Linked DNA regions of Homo sapiens: region 1 is linked to region 2. A link is an interaction called in ENCODE POLR2A ChIA-PET data of the cell type or tissue named here. Cell type or tissue: MCF 10A. All regions are shown on one strand. Each heading gives the region's core, and the rest is flanking DNA. Links, peaks and the distances in the headings are about the cores only.

Region 1 (10,179 bases), core at 2,589-5,088, 61 kb before region 2:
TACACTCCAGCCTAGCTGACAGAGGGAGATCCTTTCTCAAAAGCAAAAAAAAAAAAAAGAAAGAAAGAGCAGCTGAATTGATTCCCAACTTCATCTTACTTCATCTTGGTACTAACAGTCATAAAAGCTTAGAAGAAACATACATAGCCAAGCCACTCACTAGAAAGGCAATGAAAATTATTTTCCTTTCTGATAAAAGTTTCATGTAATGATTTCACTGTGAGAATAGTTCCATATTTCATTATTCTATAAACAAGCCAACTCCCTCTATTTGTTTTGTACAGGGATGGGTTATGCACACATACACACACACACACACACACTCACACACATACACATATTATATGTAATATAAATATATTTACATGAGTATTTGTAGCTTCTGTCTTTTCTAAATGATAGAGATTCTGTATTTCCTTACTTGTTGGGCCCATGAGACTGTCTTATGAGTTTGGGAATCATAGCTGGATAGACATCGAAAGAACAGACAACTACCATTGGTGGTGTGTGCCTGTAATCCCAGCTACTCCGGAGTCTGAGGCAGGAGAATTACTTGAACCTGGCAGGCAGAGGTTGCAGTGAGCGAAGATCACGCCACTGCACGCCAGCATGGATGACAGAGCAAGACTCTGTTTCAAAGAAAAAAAGAAAGAGAGAGAGAGAGAGAGAGAAGAAAACATCTTTTAAGGTTGGGAATCATAGCTGGATAGACATCAAAAGAACAGACAACTACTGTGAGAAGAAAACAAATACATTGGTAAGGTGGAAGGGATGAGAGAAATTGAAAATACAAGCACTGAGTTGGAGGCTGAGTTCTAGGGGAGTTTCAAAGGACAGGAACTGCTGGGGGACACGGCTACATATGGGTGGCAGCGCTAGTGGCAAATGGACAACAGAGGTTTCTAGTCTGCATTGTGAACATAATTTTCCTCCTGGAATTTTTAAGGAAAGTGAAAGAAAAATTTACACTGTTTTTAGTTATTGTTGGATGTTAGGCTGATGTTTTCTGAATGTAGCACTGAGTTTGGACTGGACTATTTAATACATTTTAATGTATACATTCCTACTTGCCTCAAGGATGTATTGGTGATCTTTTGGGATCAGAGTTACATTTTGCTGGTTAGAATTAAATCTGAGCTCTTCTTCCTCCTCATCAATTTTCAAAAACCAAACTGCCGAGTTAGCTTTATCGACACCAACCTGAGCACTAGGGAGGTTGATTTAAACTATCTTGTAGTAATTAGAAGTGAGTTTTTGTCAAAAGGAATAAAAATAGATGAGTAAGATAATAATGGAGGTCCTGTCTAACAAAGACTTGGAGGTAAATAAATACTAAAAGCAATTTTCATGAATAGAATGAATGGACATTTCTGGTTCCTTTTTATCTTTTCCTCCTTTTCTCCCTCCAACAAAATCCATTTCAGAAGTGAGCACTGAAAGGAGTGGTTGATCTTTAAGTTAGCCCACATGACTTATGTAACAAAACACAGGCCACCAACCATCTAATGGGATTTTCCTTAATCTTTTAAAACAAATGCTTTTTAGATAAAGCTTCTAGATTTCAGTTACTGTGTGTTAGCTAAAAAAAACTGGAAATTGCTGTAGCATAGAGGAAGAGAGGACCTGGTCTCTAGTTAAGTGATAGATAATTCTTCTTGTACAATTAAGTGTCTTTCTTTCTTTTTTCTTCCTTCCTTTCTTCTTTCTCTTTTTCTTCCTTCCCTCCTGTTTTTTCTTCCTTTCTCTCTCCCTTCTTTTCCTTTATGTTTTCTTGTTTCACCTTTTCCCCTCAAATTGTAACTAAATTATCCTATCAGAAATTAGATTTTTTAAAAAAGAAATAGTTGCTGTTTGAATCTCTGGTCTATGTTTGGACAGTGCCATTGATAGAGAAAATCTGCTTTAGACATATGCTTTAAATTTTTGAATATTCTAGAGTCCTTGTCAAGGGCAGTTTTGACTCTGTCCCTTCCCTCATTCTCCCAGAGGACATTTGGCTATGTCTTGAGGCCATACTGGGTTGTCATGACTGAAATGGGGAGATGCTCCTGGCACCTGCTGAGTAGAGGCTGCTAAACATCTGCAATGCACAGAAAAGCACCCCCATAACAAAAAGTTATTCAGCCCAAAATGCCAGTGGTGCTGAGGTTACAAAACTGTTGGCCGGGTGCGGTGGCTCACGCCTGTAATCCCAGCACTTTGGGAGGCCGAGGCGGGCAGATCACCTAAGGTTGGAAGTTCGAGACCAGCCTGACCAACATGGTTTGAAACCCTGTCTCTACTAAAAATGCAAAATTTTCTGGGCGTGGTGGTGCATGCCTGTAATCCCAGCCACTCGGGAGGCTGAGGCAGGAGAATCGCTTGAAACTGGGAGGCGGAGGTTGCAGTGAGCTGAGATGGTGCCACTGCAACAAGAGTGAAACTCCATCTCAAAAAAAAAAAAAAAAACGAAGAAGAAACTGTTTCAGAGATTTCTTTAAGTATTCCTGGATCTTCACCTTAGGCACAGAAGTTACAAAGTGAATTAGGAAGTTTAAATAAACATGATAGCTAACGTTGAGTTCTTGCTATACTGCAGGCATTGTTCTAATACTTGTAGTTCTCATAATATTTCCATGCAGTAGAAACAAGTAGCTCCATTTTACAGATGAGAAAACTAAGAAACAAAAGTTAAGTAACTGGCCAAACAACATGTAGGTATTAAGAATTGTAGCCTTAATTCTTGATTCTTGAAGAAGCACAAAGGGGTGGGTTTGGAGCGTAGAGTTTGTTTGAGTTGCCACCTCTACTTCCGAAATTCATTGACTCATGTGAACAAAATTACCTTTTTATCCATTGTATTTGTGGAAATATTCAAAGTTATATACTTCGGTATTTATGTTGAACACACAATTCTGACTACTGTTAATTCAGTGATACATAATACTTGTGAATAATTTAGGCTTCGGGGAAAAAAATCAATGCAAATATTTTTTTCCAAACCCTGAAATATTCAACATGAAAGATGGAAATGATTATGAATTATGACTTCTTCTCTATTGTTACAATTAATAGTTTTTATATTTATACTGAAGCCACGATGCTTTCTTACTGCTCTCATTAATTTTAAGACTTATGGAGAAAAAAACCCTCAAGTTGGAGGGACAATTTCTTGTTTTCATCATTTCCCTCTAAGAGGCCAACAGGATTATTGCTCAGTGGTTGTGTGGGCAGCTTAGGTCATAGGGCAAGGTCCCTCACAGGGAAAGGCAAGCCCATTATTTTTGGCCCAGTGTCTAAGAATATGGATCTTGAAGAGCTCAACATAAGAAAAACATCATTCAGGGTGTTTTCAGGGAAACAGATCAAGCTGAGGGATATAGGCCTTGTTCTCAGAAAGACTGCTTTGACTGTTTTGATGTTTCCAAGTTGAGTCTATTGTTTTCCTGTGTGATTTTCCTTGGAAAAAAGAAATGATTTCCATGGAGATGGAGAAGTTGGATGAGTGGATGAGCAATTGACAAATAGATGGGATGTGAATGCCACAAAAACAAATCTGGTTGTAATTAATTCCTGAGAATTCTAGAAAGCAGCTACAGCTATCATCAATGTGAAACTCTGGACTAAAAGCTCTGACACCAGATCCTCCTGTTTCCTTTAAAAAAGTCAACTCACATTTCTCTGATTCTCTTTGATTCATTTCTGCTGAAAAAGACCCAGAATTTGATATAAAACAAAGACACTTGTCCCTGAATCAGCACTATGAAACCTGAATAAATACAAAATACAGCTGATTCACTTTCTCTCAGTCACATTAAAAAAAAAAGTAAAATCCAACTGGTGTGCTCTTCCACCCAAATGTGTCATATTCAATCCTTAAACTAAAAGGTGAAAAATGTAATTCACAGTCCACCAGCTTTCTTAATCACAGCCCCACCACTCCACATGGATATAAAAACTGATAAAAGCCAACAACCAGAAACTATCTGCAGATGTTTAACTTCATTGTATTCAGGTTAGTCATTTGCCAACAAAGTCAGATTGTCCACATTGCTATCTGCTTCCAATTCCCTGCCCTGCCCCAGTATCTCTTAAGTTCTCTTAGGAAAAGCAGTAAAGATGTCTCCCTGACACTAGGAGGGTGAACATAATCGCCTGAGAGGCCGACTATCACTAGCTTAACCTCAGGAAGGATTACAATGCACTTCACTCAGTTCATCTCTCTCTCCCTTTTAACTGAATTGTTAACTTGTTCATGTTTCTAGTGTTGGGGCTCAGAAACTGATACTCTAAGATATGGCACTTTGACATGCTGAACTGAAGGAGCCTCAAGGTCTCCCTGACCTTCTCCCCTTCCTATCTCCCAAAGCACAGGATAAATTTGTTCTCTGATGTTTCCTTATCTGCCGAAAAGTCTGGACCCATCAAAGAAGAAGACAATTACCCTAAGTTTTCCCTGAGTTTCCATTAACTCATCTCCTATCGCAGGAAGGAAGACTGAAATCTGTCAACACACCTGGACAGACTTTTGTCACAAACCATTGTCCACTCTGCAGGCCCAACAGACTTTGTCTCTGGCCATTGTATGTTCTTCAAGCCCAGTGAATTCCCCTAAAAATTGTTTTCTGTCCCTATAAAGTCACCTATACATCTCCATTTCCTTTTCCCCTAAGATGTAGGGTATATAAACACCTCTACCCCACGGGGTATGAGGCAATCACTCTGTGATTCTCCCTCGTGGATGCTAGTAATTTGTATGCCATTTCTCCTACTGATCTGCCTTTTGCCAGTTGATTTTCAGTGAACCTTCAGAGAGTGGAAGAGAAGTTTTCCTTTGGCCCCTATGCTAGGCATATTTAAAAAATTGCAGCGAATTCAACTAGTCATTATCCCAGAGCACTAAACTCAGCTAACCTGGAGGGCATGGAGTGGTAAATAAAGAACTTGAAAGAGGAAGAAGAAATCACACTAACATATCTGGTGTTCATTAATTTAAGGAACCATTGAACAGTGTGAACTGCATCATTCTTATCATCACCTCTTTTGTAGGTGTCATAGGCAACTCTGTAGGTAAGTTTCTCTAATCACATAAAAAGGAAATTGAACTATATTTGTGTTTTATGCATTAACCTTTTGTAAGGTTTATATATGAGCCAACCCATTTTTTTTTTAAACAAGAGTTAACTCACCTCACAAATAAACTTTTTTCTTGTGCCTAAGATTTCCTTAAAAGTACATAAGATATTGAATATTGAGTGGTTAGAACAGTAATGCCATTGTGCTGAGAAAGAGAAGAATGGCAGAGGGTGGGGCAGTGCTAAAGGAGAATTTACTGATTTTTTAATATTTAGAGCTTTTAAACTAAAGACACATTGTTTAAAATTTGCAAATCGATTTGAAATGCATTTAAGAAGAAGCCCTTTGAACATAGATGATGGTTTGGTTGTTCAGCTGTGTTCTGGAAATGCTTCTTCCCATTTCTGCCAGTCCAGACAACAGGTTTGCCTGGATTCTGCATATCCCTCTCTGCTCTCCCTGACAGGCCACAGAAGGGTCTAACTCAGAGCTGGCTTTACCTGATCAGTTCTGAGATTGTCAGGGTGTACCTGGCGAAGGCTACAGGATTTCCCACAAAGCTGGAACTTGTCTTCTATCCACACGTGATTTAACTGATTCCCACATGACCTTCTTCCCCTCTAAAAAAAGGAAGACAAAGGAAGCAAAAGGGCGAGGTGTTAGATCACCTCATGGAGCAGTGACTTTTATATGTCTTGATGATTGTTGTTATATCGTCAGTAGCAAGGTCAGTGCCTAGTACACCACAGGGACCTCATAAAAATTTGTAAAATAAAAATCAATGTAATCCTTACAATAATACTGGGAGAAATGAATTAACCCCAACTTACTAAAGAAGTTCCAGTTAGTGGAAAAAATGAGATTTGAACGTAGGCCTAGATCTTTCTACTACATTACATGTCTTATTAGAAACCCCTCCTCATCCCCCACCAAATTCAAGTTATTTCAAGAGATCTATTGAATATAGAGTTGTTCGTTTCTTTTCTTTTCTTTTCTTTTCTTTTTTTTCTTTTCTTTTCTTTTCTTTTCTTTTCTTTTCTTTTCTTTTCTTTTCTTTTTGAGACGGAGTCTTACTCTGTTGCCCAGGCTAGAGTGCAGTGGCACGATCTCCACTCACTGCAACCTCCGTCTCCCGGGTTCCAGTGATTCTCCTGCCTCAGCCTCCCAAGTAGCTGGGATTATAGGCACCTACCACCGCACTCCACTAATTTTTGTATTTTTAGTAGAGGCGGGGTTTCACCATGTTGGCCAGGCTAGTCTCAAACTCCTGACCTCGTGATCCACCTGCCTCGGCCTCCCAATGTGCTGGGATTACAGGCGTTAAGCCACTACACACGGCCAATTGAATATAGTTTTTCTATGCCACAGATTAAGTGATCTCTAGGCAAAAATGTGCAGATAATCCACCACAGACTAAAGTGGCCAACCAAATAACTTGGGTTTTAATAGACACTTTAGAAAGCCTCCTGCTCAACTTCCCACCCGATGAGGAAGCAAATGTATATTAGGACTTTACACAATGCCTGGCACACAGTTAAGTGCTTAAGAAATATTCATTCTTCACAATGCAAGGAGCTCGTGGTAGACTGTGGTCTCAGCCTTGGCCAGAGCACTTTCACTTACTATGTTACAACTTTGTACGGTGTTCTGTTCTAAGAAGGAATAGTTCTCCCTTGAAATGTAAACACCATGAAATCAGGGACTTTGTTCTATTCAATAATGTATTCCTAGTGCTAGAGGAGGATCTTAAACATGGCAGATGCTAAAAAAAATCTGTATTTTAAATGTATGGATAAATGAATAAACCATTGTTGGAAAGGTATTAGAAACAGTACCTTATTAGAAACAGTAGTTCTCAAGAAATGGATTGGGAATTCAGAGGAAGAGCTGGTACCCTATCATGGCAGGTGGCCCCTAGAAGAGTCATTTGAAGTCATGTGACCCTCTGGTAGATGAATGGTTCCCAAGCTGTGGTGTGGGTCCTCCATGACAGCAGCCTTGGTCTGGTCCAAATGACATGTGTAGGATGAGCTTACACCTGCACAAAATTTATGGACAGCATAAGGAAAGGTAAGCCAATGTTGGAAATGCACCAATCACATTTTGAAAAGATAAGATGGTTTGTGGTGTCCGTCCTCTTCCTCTTCCTTTGTCTCTCATTCCCATTCTGCAGAGATCCTTGATTTGTAGCCAATCAATCCTTATCTCTGCAGCATGAATTTGTACAAAATCAGGTCATCAAGGAATCCAGAAAATGAAAATTAAGAAGAAAATTGTATGCCAACTGACCTTGTGCCCAGATGGGGGATAATATTTGTGGCAGCTAATTTTTAAATGAGGAAACAAAAATGAAGTAGAAAAAAATTTAATACCTTTGATTTTTTTTAAAGAGATAAAATAGCTTTGTGTTATCTCCTATAATCTTTATAAATCCTTCACTCGGTGCAAGCTTCCTGCCGAATCTCTGAAAAACATATCACATGACACAAAACCACCAGGTTTCATGATGAAAGAAGAAAAGCATCCAGTGCACTCCAAGCCCACCCCCACCTTGATACTACTTGTTCACAAAAGACGGGTTGTGGCTCTTGGGGATTTGTTGATCAAAGTTCCAGTCATGCTGACTGAAAGGGTGTTCTGTTTTCAAAGTGATTATTGAGCCACTTTAAAAACACTTTAACTTGTGGGTTTGCCTCATTCTATTTGAGTCCAGATTTCACAATAATGTAATGAAGGAAGCCCTGTGGTACTGCCTGTGTCATCTTAATTTATCAGGAAACCACAACCTTGCACATCTTTTCCAAGTGACTTTTTTTTTTTTGGTTTGTTTGGCCACGATAGCCATGTTCAGGGCTGTTTGGACCCTTCCTGGTTTGGTGCTTGGCCTGGGTTCCAGGGTTGAAGGGCCAGTGCATCAACTCCACAAGGTTCTGAGTCTCTCTTGGCACCTTTAGAACTGCCTGCTCTCTGTTCCTTCTATCAGGTTTCAGGCACTCCTGTGCTCTTTGAGTAATCAAGGTTTTATTGTAAAAACCCATTCAAATCCCCAAAGAGCTGTGAAATATTTGTTTCACTTTTCTCTCTGCTTCAGTGGGTATTTTATGTGAACTGTAAACTTGGGAAACATAAAAAGAAAAAATTAAAAAGAAATATGTAGGCTTGGTAAGAATCAGAAAAAAAAAACCCACGAACAATGCTTCAGTGAGTACACTACGAATATAGAATGCATTTAGCCAATTTGATATATTCTTTACATTTTCTTTATGATTTGTTCCTGTTGGGATGACTGAACATTTATTTAAACTGTAGATAGGATCTTCATGTTACTTAAGGACTTGACTACTCTACTTTTAGAATTTTTTAACCAACTTGAAAAGGTACTTAGTTATACTGAAAGTGTATTTTAAAAGGTATCTGTTGTTTCTTTTAGGAACATCCATTTCTTTCATCTCTACTTTTATTCTTTTTTTTTAATCAATTTTCATTTTAAGTTCCGAGATACATGTGAGGGATGTGCAGGTTTGTTACGTAGGTAAACGTGGGGCATGGTGGTTTGCTGCACAGATCAACTCATCCCCTAGGTATTAAGCCCAGCATCCCTTAGCTGTTCTTCCTGATGCTCTCCCTCCCCCGCCCCCGCCGTCAGACCCCAGTGTGTGTTGTTCCCCTCCCAGGTGTCCATGTGTTCTCATCGAGGAACATCAACTTCTAAAATTTTTCTGAATATTTATAGCCCACAAAATGTAAAGGACCTGAATTTCCATTCATGATTTTGTAATAATTATGTTTTTACATAATTTCAAAATGCTACAATTCTAGATATTTAATATTTCTAATGTACTTTATAAAATTGAATTCAGAAATTTACAGATTCTTCTTCTTATCTAATTTCTATTAACGATGAAAGAATTGAATTACCCACATTGTAATTGGGAAACATAAAAACACTAAGGATGTAAATAATATCTACTGTACACAACATTTTAAAGAACAATTGTTAAGCAGGTAATGCGACAGAAAGAAAACCAGACTGAGTTGCAGGAGATGGGAGTCTTCTGTGTGATCCCAGGAAAGTCACCTGACCTCTCTGAACTTGAATAATTCACATTATTTCACTTTTTGCCATACCTGCATAAACATATTTATTTATTTTTTAAAATCAACTTTGGGAAACACCCAGCTAGATGAACTTTATTTTATTTTTTTAAATAATTTATTTAATTGACAAAAAATTCTATGTATGTATGGTATACAAATGATGTGTTGAGAGAGAGATATGTATATATATAGTAGAATGAATAAATCAAGTTAATTAACATATGCATCACCTCACATACTTATTTTTTTGAGGTAAGAACATTGAAAATATACTCTGTTAGCAATTTTTCAAGTAAGCAATATACTGTTATTAGCCATAGGCACTGTGCTGTACAGCAGACCTCTAGAACTTATTCTTCCTGTCTCATTGATTTGTACCCTTTGACCAACATCTCCCTATTCTCTCCCTGACCTCCCTACCCCTGGAAAACACATTATACTTTCTGCTTTTATGTATCCTACTTGTTAGATTCCACATATAAATGATATCATTCAACCTTGTCTTTCTGTGTCCAGCTTATTTCACTTAGCACAGTGTCTTTCAAGTTCACATGTTGTCACAAATAACAGGTTTCCTTCTTTTTCAAGGCTGAGTCATATTCCATTATGTCTAAATACTACGTTTTCTTTCTTTTTTTTAAATAGGGCATATTCTTTTAATTTTTAATTTTTGTGTGTACATAGTAGAGTAGGTGTGTTTATTTATGGGGTATATGAGATATTTTGATACAGGAATGCAATGCATAGTGATCACATCAGGGTAAATGGAGTATCCATTACCTCAAGCCTTTGTGTTATAAACAATCTAATTATACTCTTTTAGTTATTTTTAAATGTACAACTAAATTATTTTTTACTATAGTCACCCTGTTGTACTATCAAATACTAGGTCTTATTAATTCTCATTTAAATACCACATTTTCTTTATCCATTTATTTGTTGATGGACACTTAGGTTGATACAAAATCTTAGCTATTGTGAATAGCTCTGCAATGAACTTGGAAGAGCAGGTATCTCTCTGACATA
Region 2 (10,179 bases), core at 4,396-6,895:
TTATACACTGCTGGTGAGAATGTAAATTAGTTCAGCCATTGTAGAAAGCAGTGTAGCAATTTCTCAAAGAACAAATAACAGAAGTATTATTTGATGCAGCAATCCTATTATTGGGTATATACCCAAATGAATAGAAATTATTCTACCATAAAGACACATGCATGCTTATGTTCATCACAGCACTTTTCACAATAGCAAAGTCATGGAATCAACCTAAATGCCCATCAACAATAGACTGGATAAATAAAATGTCATAAAGGTTGGTGCAAAAGTAATTGTGATTGTTGCCATTTGACAGTAATAGCAAAAACTGCATTTACTTTTGCACCAATCTAATACATATACGCCACAGAATACTACACAGCCATAAAAAAGAACAAGATTATATTCTTTGCAGCAACATGTATGGAGCTGGAGGCCATAATTCTAAGCAAACTAACACAGAAACAGAAAACCAAATACTGTATGTTCTCACTTATAAATGGGAGCTAAACACTGAGTACATATGGACACAAAGAAGGGAACAACAGAGACCAAGGCTTATTCGAGGGTGGAGGGTGGGAGGAGGGAGAGGATCCAAAAACTACCTATTATGTACTACGCTTATTACCTGGGTGATGAAATAATCTGTACACCAAACCCCCAAGACGTGCAATTTACCTATATAACAAACCTGGTCATATACTCCAGAACCTAAAATAAAAGTTAAAACAAAATCTTCCATTCACTGAAATAAAACAGTGCATGTTTAACTGTTTTAAAAATTATATATAATATATAATTTTATATAATATATTTATATATTATTTATATATAAATATTATATATAAATATATAATATAATATATATTATATATTATATATATAATTTTATATCTATATATGGCCTATCTCAAATAAATTCAAGCACAGAATGATTGAATAATTTTGAAAAGAGTAAGCGAAGGCATCATGGGAATTACAGAATACATTTTTGTTGAAAATAGCTAATTGCTTCTCACTGGAGAAGGTGTTAATGACATTACCAGCATTCTGACGTTGTGCACAACCATCATCTCCTAATCTACAAGGCAAGAGTCTGCTCTAGGAGGTGTGCTTAGAACGGAATTCAAGGGTCATCTGAGAGCACCTCCTTGGAGCCTCAGACCAGCCTCTCTAGAGGTTTTAAAACATCTTAAATTACATAAGAAATTAGAATCAGGAAAGTGAATGAATTAAAAGAGGGAATTGGAATTCCTCTGGAAGATTAACTTGAGACTCTTTCTGGGCTATGTTTTGTCAAATTCTTAGTTTAAGAAATAACTATTCTTCTTTACATTTATCCTTAGGCACTATCAAAGAGCATACTGGGAGAAGAGTTTTAAATTAAAAAGTAATTTTTATATTGTTCCCCGACAGAATTATTCCATACTGCATGCCTGTTAAATATTTTTAGAAATTTTAAATACTAGATATGATTCTTATTTTTGTACTTAGGGAAGTATTCTGGTCCAAATAAAGACTCACAATTTATTTTTGTTTTTGTATTATGAAATCATATATACAGATGAACAAAATAAGGAAATAATACTTTCTAATCACACCACCACCAATAGCCACTGTTAATATTTTGATATAGCTTTTTTCTTTTTTTCTATGTGGCCATATGTGTATCTATCTATCTATCTAAATATCTATCTAACTACAAATTCAGAAAAATTATAGAACACGCTCTTTGTTTAATTAACTTTCTATTTTATATTAGTTTAAGATTTATACTTAAAGCTTAAATTTTTTAAGTTGTAAAGATAGTGGAGACTTCCCATATAGACCACATTGTTACAGTATACATTATTACTAACTGAAGTCAATGCTTTCTTTATTCATATTTCTTTACTTTTTACCCTATATTCCTTTTCTGTTCGAGAATCCCATCCAGGATACCACATTACATTTAATTATTGTGTCTTTAGGCTGCTTAGATTATAACTGTTTCTCACGCTTCCTTGTTCTTGATGACTTTGACAGTTTTGAATAATAATGGTTAGTTGTTTTGTAGAATGTCCCTCATTTGAGATGTTTGTTTTTTTCTCATGATTATGCTGGGGTTATGAATATTGGGGAGGAGAACCCCAGAAATGCCATTATCATCCCAACATATCAAGGATACATACTATCAGCATGACTTATTACTGTACATGTCAACCTCGATCATCTGGCTGAGGTAGCTTGTCAGTTCTCTCCACAATGAAGTTACACTTTTCATACTGTGCTTTTTGGAAGGAAGTCACTGTGTAGAGCCCACTGTTAAGAAATGGGAAGTTATGTTCTACTCCTTAAAGTGGGGCAGTATCTACATAAATTATTTGGAATTCTTCTTTACAGATAATTTATATATTTTTTATTCTCTCTCACTTATATATTCAATCACTTATTTGTAACAATATTAACTGATATTTATTCATTATTATGGGTTATAATCCAACACTGTTATTTATCTTTTTGCTCAAATTGTTCCAGGTTTGGCCATTGGGAGCTCTTCAGTTGGCTGCTGTGTCCCTTTGACATGCCCCATTGTTGTGGGTTTTCTTGAGCAAGTTTTACTTTCTGGCACTTACAAGATGCTTCAGACTTACATTCTCCCTGCCTGACCTGAGATCAGCCATTTCTCCAAGGAGCTCTGGATTCTTTTATTGGAGAATGGTATTAGAAATCAATATCTGGGCACTGAGTGGGCTCATTGGTACTTGAATTTGTTGCTTTGAGGCTCTCTCAGCTAACAGAGCAAGAAAACATGTATGTGGTGTACACTAACTGGTGTATGCAAACATGTCTATAATTATTTCTTCCTATACATTCATTTGTATCTATATTAAACTAAATATGAGTTCATGCTGATATCTCCAACTCTAATCCAGTACATGAATCATTCTAGACTTATTTTCTTGCTTCTCTGTAAACTCCTACTCCAATAGTGAGAAACCTAGTTTCCACCATCTGCCATTTATTTACTTAATTGTTCAATTCTAGGATGCACATATGGTGGTTTCAGAATTGTTAACCCCTATTCTCATGGGCAATAATTTTACCAATTAGAGTACAGTGCTTATGTACAGTTTTACTTTCCACTCATTCCAAAAAGTTATTTAGTTTGGCACTTTTACCCCCACTCTCTTCAGTGAGGTCGTTTTATATATTTCTAACGGAAATTCCTTTGTCATAGTCTGCATTCCAACCCGGGATCCCCTGGACTCTTAAATGACTTTTGAAAATTCACACGCTTTAAGTTTCACTCTTTGTGCTGTAAAGTTCTATAAATGTTGACAAATGCAGTGTTAAGTATTTACCATTGCAATATCATACAGAAGAGTTTCACCACCCAAAAAATAGCTTCCCTTGCTTCACCTATTCGACCATCTCTCTTCTAAACCCCTGGCAACCATGGATCTGTTTGACGTCTCTGCAGTTTTTGTTTGTTTTGTTTTTACCCAGAATGTCATAAAAATTGGATCATACGGTATCCAAACTTTTCAGATTGGCTTATTTCACTTTGAAATATGCATTTAAGATTTACCCATATTTTTGCATGGCTTGATAGCTCATTCCTTTTTATTGCTAAATATTATTCCATTATATGTATGTGTCATAATTTATTGATCCACTCACCTATTAAAAGACATATTAGTTGCTTCTAGGCAATTATAAATAAAGCTGCTACAAATATTTTTGCATGTGGATTTTTCATGTGCATGCACATATTGTGCACATGGACATATATTTTCACATCAATTGGGTAAATAATTGAGAGCCTGATTGTTGGATCATATGGTAAGACTAAGTTTTGCTTTACTGCTAAGCTGTCTTCTAAAGTGGCTATATCATTTTGCATTCCCATCAGAAATGAATGAGAGTTCCTGTTGCTTAGCTTCCTTGCCAGCAATTTGTATTATCAGTGCTTTGGATTTTGGCTATTCGAATAGATGTGTACTGGCATCTCATTGTTGTATTAATTTGCATTTCACTAGTCACAAGTGATGTTAAGCATCTTTTCATATGTTTATTTTCCATCAGTATTTTTTTTGTGATGTATCTGTTCAGATGCTTTGCTCATTTTAAAATTGGGTTTTAGTTTCTCATGGAGTTTTTTTGACTTTTTTTTGTATTTTGGATAGAAGTTCTTTATCCAATATATGATTTGCAAATATTTTGTCATTTTACCCTCTTTGTAGTGTCTTTCATAGCATGACTCTCAATTTGCTTTTTTTTTCTGAACAATGTCATTCCATTTTTTCATATTATTCTATAAAATCACTTTTTAAAGACTGTAAATTATTCTATTATAGGACTGTACCATATAATGTGTTACTGTTGGACAAATATTTAGATGGCTTCCTGTTTTTCCTTTCTTTCAAGAAGAAAACAAAACAGTGATGGATATACTTGTAACTAAATATTCTCTTAAGTATTCACTTGAAATAAAATTCTTTAAGTGAAACTTCCATATCCAAAGGTATCACCTTTTAAAGACTTTTGCTAGAACAAATTCTCTTTTTCCTTGATCTGCCATGCTTACAAATTATTTCATTCCCTCTTTAGGTCAGAGTCAGAGGTAGGCCACAAGTGCATTTTGAAATATCAGATGCTTTGATACCTACTGTGTTAAACACACATAAAGCTGAGACATCAGAAGTATTCGGCCTCAAGTGAAAGCTGGATTCTAACCTTTATAAGAGTGACACCTCCCCATTTGTTTCAGTTTGCACTCTAAACCTTAATTTAGGCCTCCTCTAGAAAACCTGTGTACCAATCTGCCCATCCCCCAGTGGCTCAAAGTGAAGGTGTGTAAACAAGCTGGATGCTGTATGTCCAGTTATTCGGATTGCAGAGTTATCTGGGGTTCCAGGGAAACTGGTAGCAGCCCCATGGTGCCACCATTGCCTCCCCTCCTGTCTCAGCCTGGGTTAAGTCCCTCCACTGCATTCCTGTGCCATTTGATCTTAGACTTACTTTTTTGTTTAAATTTTTAATTAATTATTTTTTTCATTATACTTTAAGCTCTGGGGTACATGTGCACAACGTGCAGGTTTGTTACATAGGTATACACGTGCCATGTTGGTCTGCTGCACCCATTAACTTGTCACTTACATTAGGTATTTCTCCTAATGCTATCCCTCCCCCAGCCCTTTTTAATGTTTCTGCCTCTATGAGATTTTGAATATCTTAAACTGAGCTACCTAAAAATGTCATTTTTTTCATTTAAAATATATAATCAATGAAAACAAATGTTTTTGAAAATCCACCACATTGCCTGTTCCAAAACAGAGTTGGGCATCTCTCTCTGGGAGTAAAAGAATCACCCAGGTTTCTGCTCTGTTTTTATGCACCCAGTGTAGTCTGTAAATTCATACCCAGACCGAGCAGTGGAGAGAGTAAGCTGTAGCAGGCATTGGACTCACTGGCCTAGTGCTTACTTTAGCTTTGTAGACTTGGTTTTGTGCTGCCAGATGCTGCTGCTAACCTTTGGCTTACAGTAGTTTTGACAAACATGGAGGCTGTTAGTCAAAGGAACTCTGTCTCCCTAAGAATGTGTTGCGACACATTTAATTCAGAGCCACGTCAGTTGCAACAGATCTTGTGCTTTAACAAGTACCTTGGATCCTTGAGAGAATAAACTAGTCATGGCTTTACAGGCCTTTTAGGGAAAGCTACTGCTGCGCTCCGTGCTCTCTGGCGCTTGGGAATGCACAGCAGTGCTGGATGCCAAGAATATAAACAGCCAGAACGATATGTTCAGCATTTAGGAAATACAGCTGGACCCAGCAAATGTATATGACAGATAGACTCTGGGGCCAAAGAAATTTCCTCTGCACATTTTACCCACTTAAGTAATGTTAAACTGAAGGTCCTAGTATATCGCCCCATCATGACAGGTCTTTGAATATATGCTAATTAAAGGGCATGTCTATTCACTTCATTTGTGTCTCCTGTGTCTTTCTCTAGAGTTGTTTTAAGGCAGAGTATCATATCGCATCAAAACCGCTCCATAAGTCCTGCCACTCCACGTGCAATGCCATGAACTTGAAGAAACTGCTGGTAAGAGAAAGCAAATGCTGTGACCAGGCAAGTAAGTGTTGTCAAAGTGTTGTAAAACTACCCTGAACTTTTGGATCCAGAGTACTTTCCTTCCTTCCCCCTCCCTCGTCCTCTCTTTTCTTTGAGTATAAGTGGCCACAGCAACACATTTCCAAAGCTTAAACTTAGAACTTTTATCTGGGAAGTTTGTTTGGACAGTATTCAAATATAAGTGATAAAAATATACAAAGGCTGGCCAGGTGCGGTGGCTCACACCTGTAATCCCAGCACTTGGGAGGCCGAGGCAGGCAGATCATGAGGTCAGGAGTTCGAGACGAGCCTGGCCAATATGGTAAAACCCCGTCTCTACTAAAAATACAAAAAAATTAGCCCGGCATGGTGGCAGGCACCTGTAATCCCAGCTACTCGGGAGGCTGAGGCAGGAGCATCAGTCAAACCTAGGAGGCGGAGGTTGCAGTGAGCCGAGATTGCAACACTGCACTCTAGCCTGGGTGACAGAGCAAGACTGCATCTCAAAAAAAAAAGAAAAAAAAAAAGAATATACAAAGCCTATTTATGATTTTTAAAATTTGAATTCAAGGAAAGTATTGTTGCTTCTCTTAAAAGTTTTCGCTTAAGAACATGTTTTCATCTTCATTTTCCCTCATTCATCCTGAGGCCTTCAGCCCTCCCATAGCAAGAGAATATAAAAGAGGTGGGACAGAAAGAGTGAACAGGGCATCCCAACAAAGATGCGTTTTCCATTTTCCTCTGTATCTTGCAGCCTCTGTTACTACTGGGAGAGAGAGGAAGCTAATCAAAAGTGGAATGAATTTGTACTGTTTATAGGGCCTCCTCTTTCCCACACCCTTTACATACCTCACCTTACTTAATTCCATGACAATATAGTGAAGTCTATATTTTTATTCCGATATTACAGACACGTATACTAAAGGGCTCAGAGAGTAAGTAACCTGTTCAGAGTCACAGAGCTATAGCCGGGATTGGAGCCCAGGGCTGTGTGATTGTATAGAGCACCTTACGTGGTCCCTACCTACATTATGCTGAGTCCTTTTGCCTGCAATTAGGCTGAACTGCTGACAAGTCAGCTGGAAATCGTGGTTACAGCTGTAGGCCATAATCACAGGCAAACAATAATAAACAAAACATCTTCTGGGAGCTGAATTTGCAAAAACCTATGAAGTTATGGCAACTGCAGCCCTGAAGACAAGGCCCAGGTAGTACCCAGGCAGATTCAGAGAGAGCTGATGGAGAATAGGTATGAGTCTCCTACCTGGCCATTACTGTTTGGGTAGAACTTCCCTTCTCCCTCCTTCTGAAAACAAAAAACAAACAAACAAAAAAAAAAACTTGAACTCCACACAGGTTTTTTCTATTGCAGCTGCTGCAAACCAATGGGCTTTGGGGAACTGTGCTTCCCTTCAGAAAGGAAAGAGTATTTAACGATGAAAAGGAAGGTAAGAAAGAGGGATTTATGTGCCAGAAAATTTACATCATCTTTAGATGAAGGAGGGCTTGAAGGAAACATCCCAGCATGTAAAAGAGAAATGAGAAATGAGTACTTTTTAAAAAGTATCTATGTTCAACATTTCACAGGCATTGCTAAATCCCTTATTTTAAAAAATTATTTTTTCCCTCATATTAGCAATGTCACAATAGTCTCTATCACTGGAATTACACTGTATCATGCAAGGGGGTGGCAGAGGAAAGCACAGGCAGTGATGGATATACAGATCAACATAATGTGATGTGGCATCCCTTCTCAACCGCAAATACAATTACCTCCAGGGTGGCAGAACAGCCAAACTGCTTCAGTAGATTACTAGGATATTGCCTTGCTGCTCTAAATCCTAAGTCTATTTTCTGGGTTTCTATATATTTGTGGGGAAATGAATTTCCAGTTAAATCTTTGTTATTATCTCCCTAGAGCCAAAAATTGTGGGTGGGGCAAAGACTTATATTCAAAACAAATTTTATTCCTTGACGCTATCACTATCTTTCTTCCAAGGCCTCTTTGTCCAAGTACAATTCATTAACCACCATTTATGGAATACCGCCAATGCATCAGTCACTGTGCTAGACATTAGGGATAGAGACAAACAACACACTCCATGCCCTCCAGGAGCCCATGTTTAGTAGAGAAGAAGGACAACTGAACAAATAGTCACTACATAAAAGTTCACTGGTCAAGGTTTATACAAAGTATGATGAGCATACCTGGTATGTATGAGTATCTTCCAAGCAGGGAAAATTTCTTATGTTTTCTGTTGCAAAACAAATTTCCTCTGTTAAAAAAAAAAAATAAGTTGGCATCATTCAAATCGTCAACCCAAATTAACTGGTCTCTAAGTTATTGATGCCCTGTAGCTAGAAAGTCTTTAATTCTGTTACTGAAATCTACTGAAACATAGCCAAGTCTAATATCATACAACCCAAAGGGGAAATATCACATTTATCTAGATATGTAATTGAAAAAAATCTGTATACTTAGAAACTATGATATTTTCACTGCTTAACAATTTGGGGAAATCACATCAGGCCACATATTTAGAAGGTATCCCATGGCAACCATGAGAAGTTACTTTGGTCTCACATAGCTGAACATAAAAATGAATCCTGGCTTATCAGATGTCTGGAAGAAGGGGCAGCAAAAGTTATATCTCCTTTGAATTATTAAATTAAGTTCCTCTCTGGGTCTCCACGAGCTCTGGTGAAGCAAGAAAATGCATGTCCTACTCTTGGTCCCATGGATGTAGTAGACGTTCTTCATGCTTGATTTTTTTTTTTTTAAGGATTGTGTCTTACTTATACTTACGGGCTTGTGGTTCAGCGGAGACCACACTGGACTGGACTGAACAGACAACTGAAGGGCTCTCTCTACCTTTCAGCATCTCTGTCTGCCTTTCTGACTACCTAAAAATTACTGCAACCTCTGATTCTGTTTCTAAGGTGGATTTTCCCTACTCATGCTTCCTAGAGATTTGGTGAGGATTTGTTGAGTCATGGGACATTTCAGCTTGCCAAGGTAAGGCTTCATTTTGGCTTTGTATGGCCCTTCTGGGATCACTGATGTCCCTGGGCCAGGTTCATTTGTATCTGAAGGAGGGAGGAGTTAGTTTGGAGGCACAGTCTAAGAGGAGAGAAGTGGAGGGTGAAGAGGAGGGGACAGCAACTGATCTCTTTATGGCATCTTATACAGAGTTGGCACCTTGGCAATTAGGATATCGGGGACCAAAAGCTGATGCACCACTTTAACAAGATACTTTGTAAATGTAGGGCAGGGTGGAGGTCAGAAACACAGGCAGGACTTCCAAAGGCTGTGGGCACTGTCCCTGTGAGGCTCAAGTGACAAGGTGGGAGACAGGATTGGGTGGAGGCCACAGTTCTTCCATGTTGAAGAACTCTCTAGCATCCTGAAGACTGCCTACCTAGAGACCAACCCAGCGATGCTGGTGCTTTCTTGGTAGACTCCTTGGAGAGGCAGTCGTGAGGAGTCTTTGTGGTCAGTGGACAACTGGGGACTGGAACATGGGGAAGTTGGGTGGTTACAACTGTAATTAATAGACCAATCTGTGGCCCACATGAGATCCACCTGAAAGAATTCTTGCCCAGCTCTGTGCCTTCTTCCTAAGATGTGGCACCCAGAATGGCACCAAACATGCCTAGTGAGGTTTGGATCAAGAGTAAGCTGGCTTCTCTGCTATGTTTTCAGTAGCCTTCCTGAAAACACCCAGCATTTGTTTAGCTTCTTTAGCTTTAGCACGTGTTTCCACCAGTGTCCCTTAACGGAGAGGATGACTATGTCACTGAAGAAGTGGAGGGGCTGAAAATGGACTCAGCTCTTGGCCCCTGTAGAGACTGCAAGACTCCGTGCACAACGTGACAGTCGGGGCTTCCTCTGAGCACTGCGCCGTTCAGCCCTATTGCGCAACCTGCCACGCCCTGTTACTGTAAATGGAACACCGGCTGTGAGCTGGTCAAGGCCCTGCCATGACAAGGCCACTTGCATAGGACTCCAAATTAAAAAAAAAAAAAAGGCCTTTCTTATTGACTGAAAAACTGGTTGTGTTTTTCATATTTTTCACTTTCTGGAGCTGAATTATTAAT

The links. Peaks named below come from ENCODE experiments on the same cell type or tissue, not always from the same donor. Only the 100,000 strongest peaks of a DNase experiment are listed, where the experiment ranks them.
Region 1: POLR2A ChIA-PET joins it to region 2 with 5 read pairs; 4 of 35 experiments call an interaction of 5 or more read pairs at or near these places.

The regions. Positions count from the first base shown.
Region 1 is chr2:215,678,838-215,689,016 of GRCh38, reverse strand. The region is part of intron 5 of LINC00607 (long intergenic non-protein coding RNA 607); the gene reads left to right. LOC102724861 (a long non-coding RNA gene) reads right to left here. Exons shown (of 8, transcript NR_187737.1): 6 at 6,891-7,093; 7 at 5,556-5,675. Among named protein-coding and RNA genes, the nearest start is that of LINC01614, 34 kb to the left of the region's middle. In MCF 10A, for the core only: no CTCF peak of the experiment used is centred there; no DNase peak of the experiment used is centred there.
Region 2 is chr2:215,620,036-215,630,214 of GRCh38, reverse strand. LINC00607 (long intergenic non-protein coding RNA 607) reads left to right here. Exons shown (of 10, transcript NR_037195.1): 6 at 5,980-6,103; 7 at 7,454-7,529; 8 at 8,865-9,097. It overlaps LOC102724861 (a long non-coding RNA gene), which reads right to left. Exons shown (of 8, transcript NR_187737.1): 2 at 8,290-8,357. Among named protein-coding and RNA genes, the nearest start is that of LINC01614, 93 kb to the left of the region's middle. RefSeq lists enhancers at 3,036-3,537, 9,835-10,129. In MCF 10A, for the core only: no CTCF peak of the experiment used is centred there; a DNase peak (open chromatin) is centred at 5,594.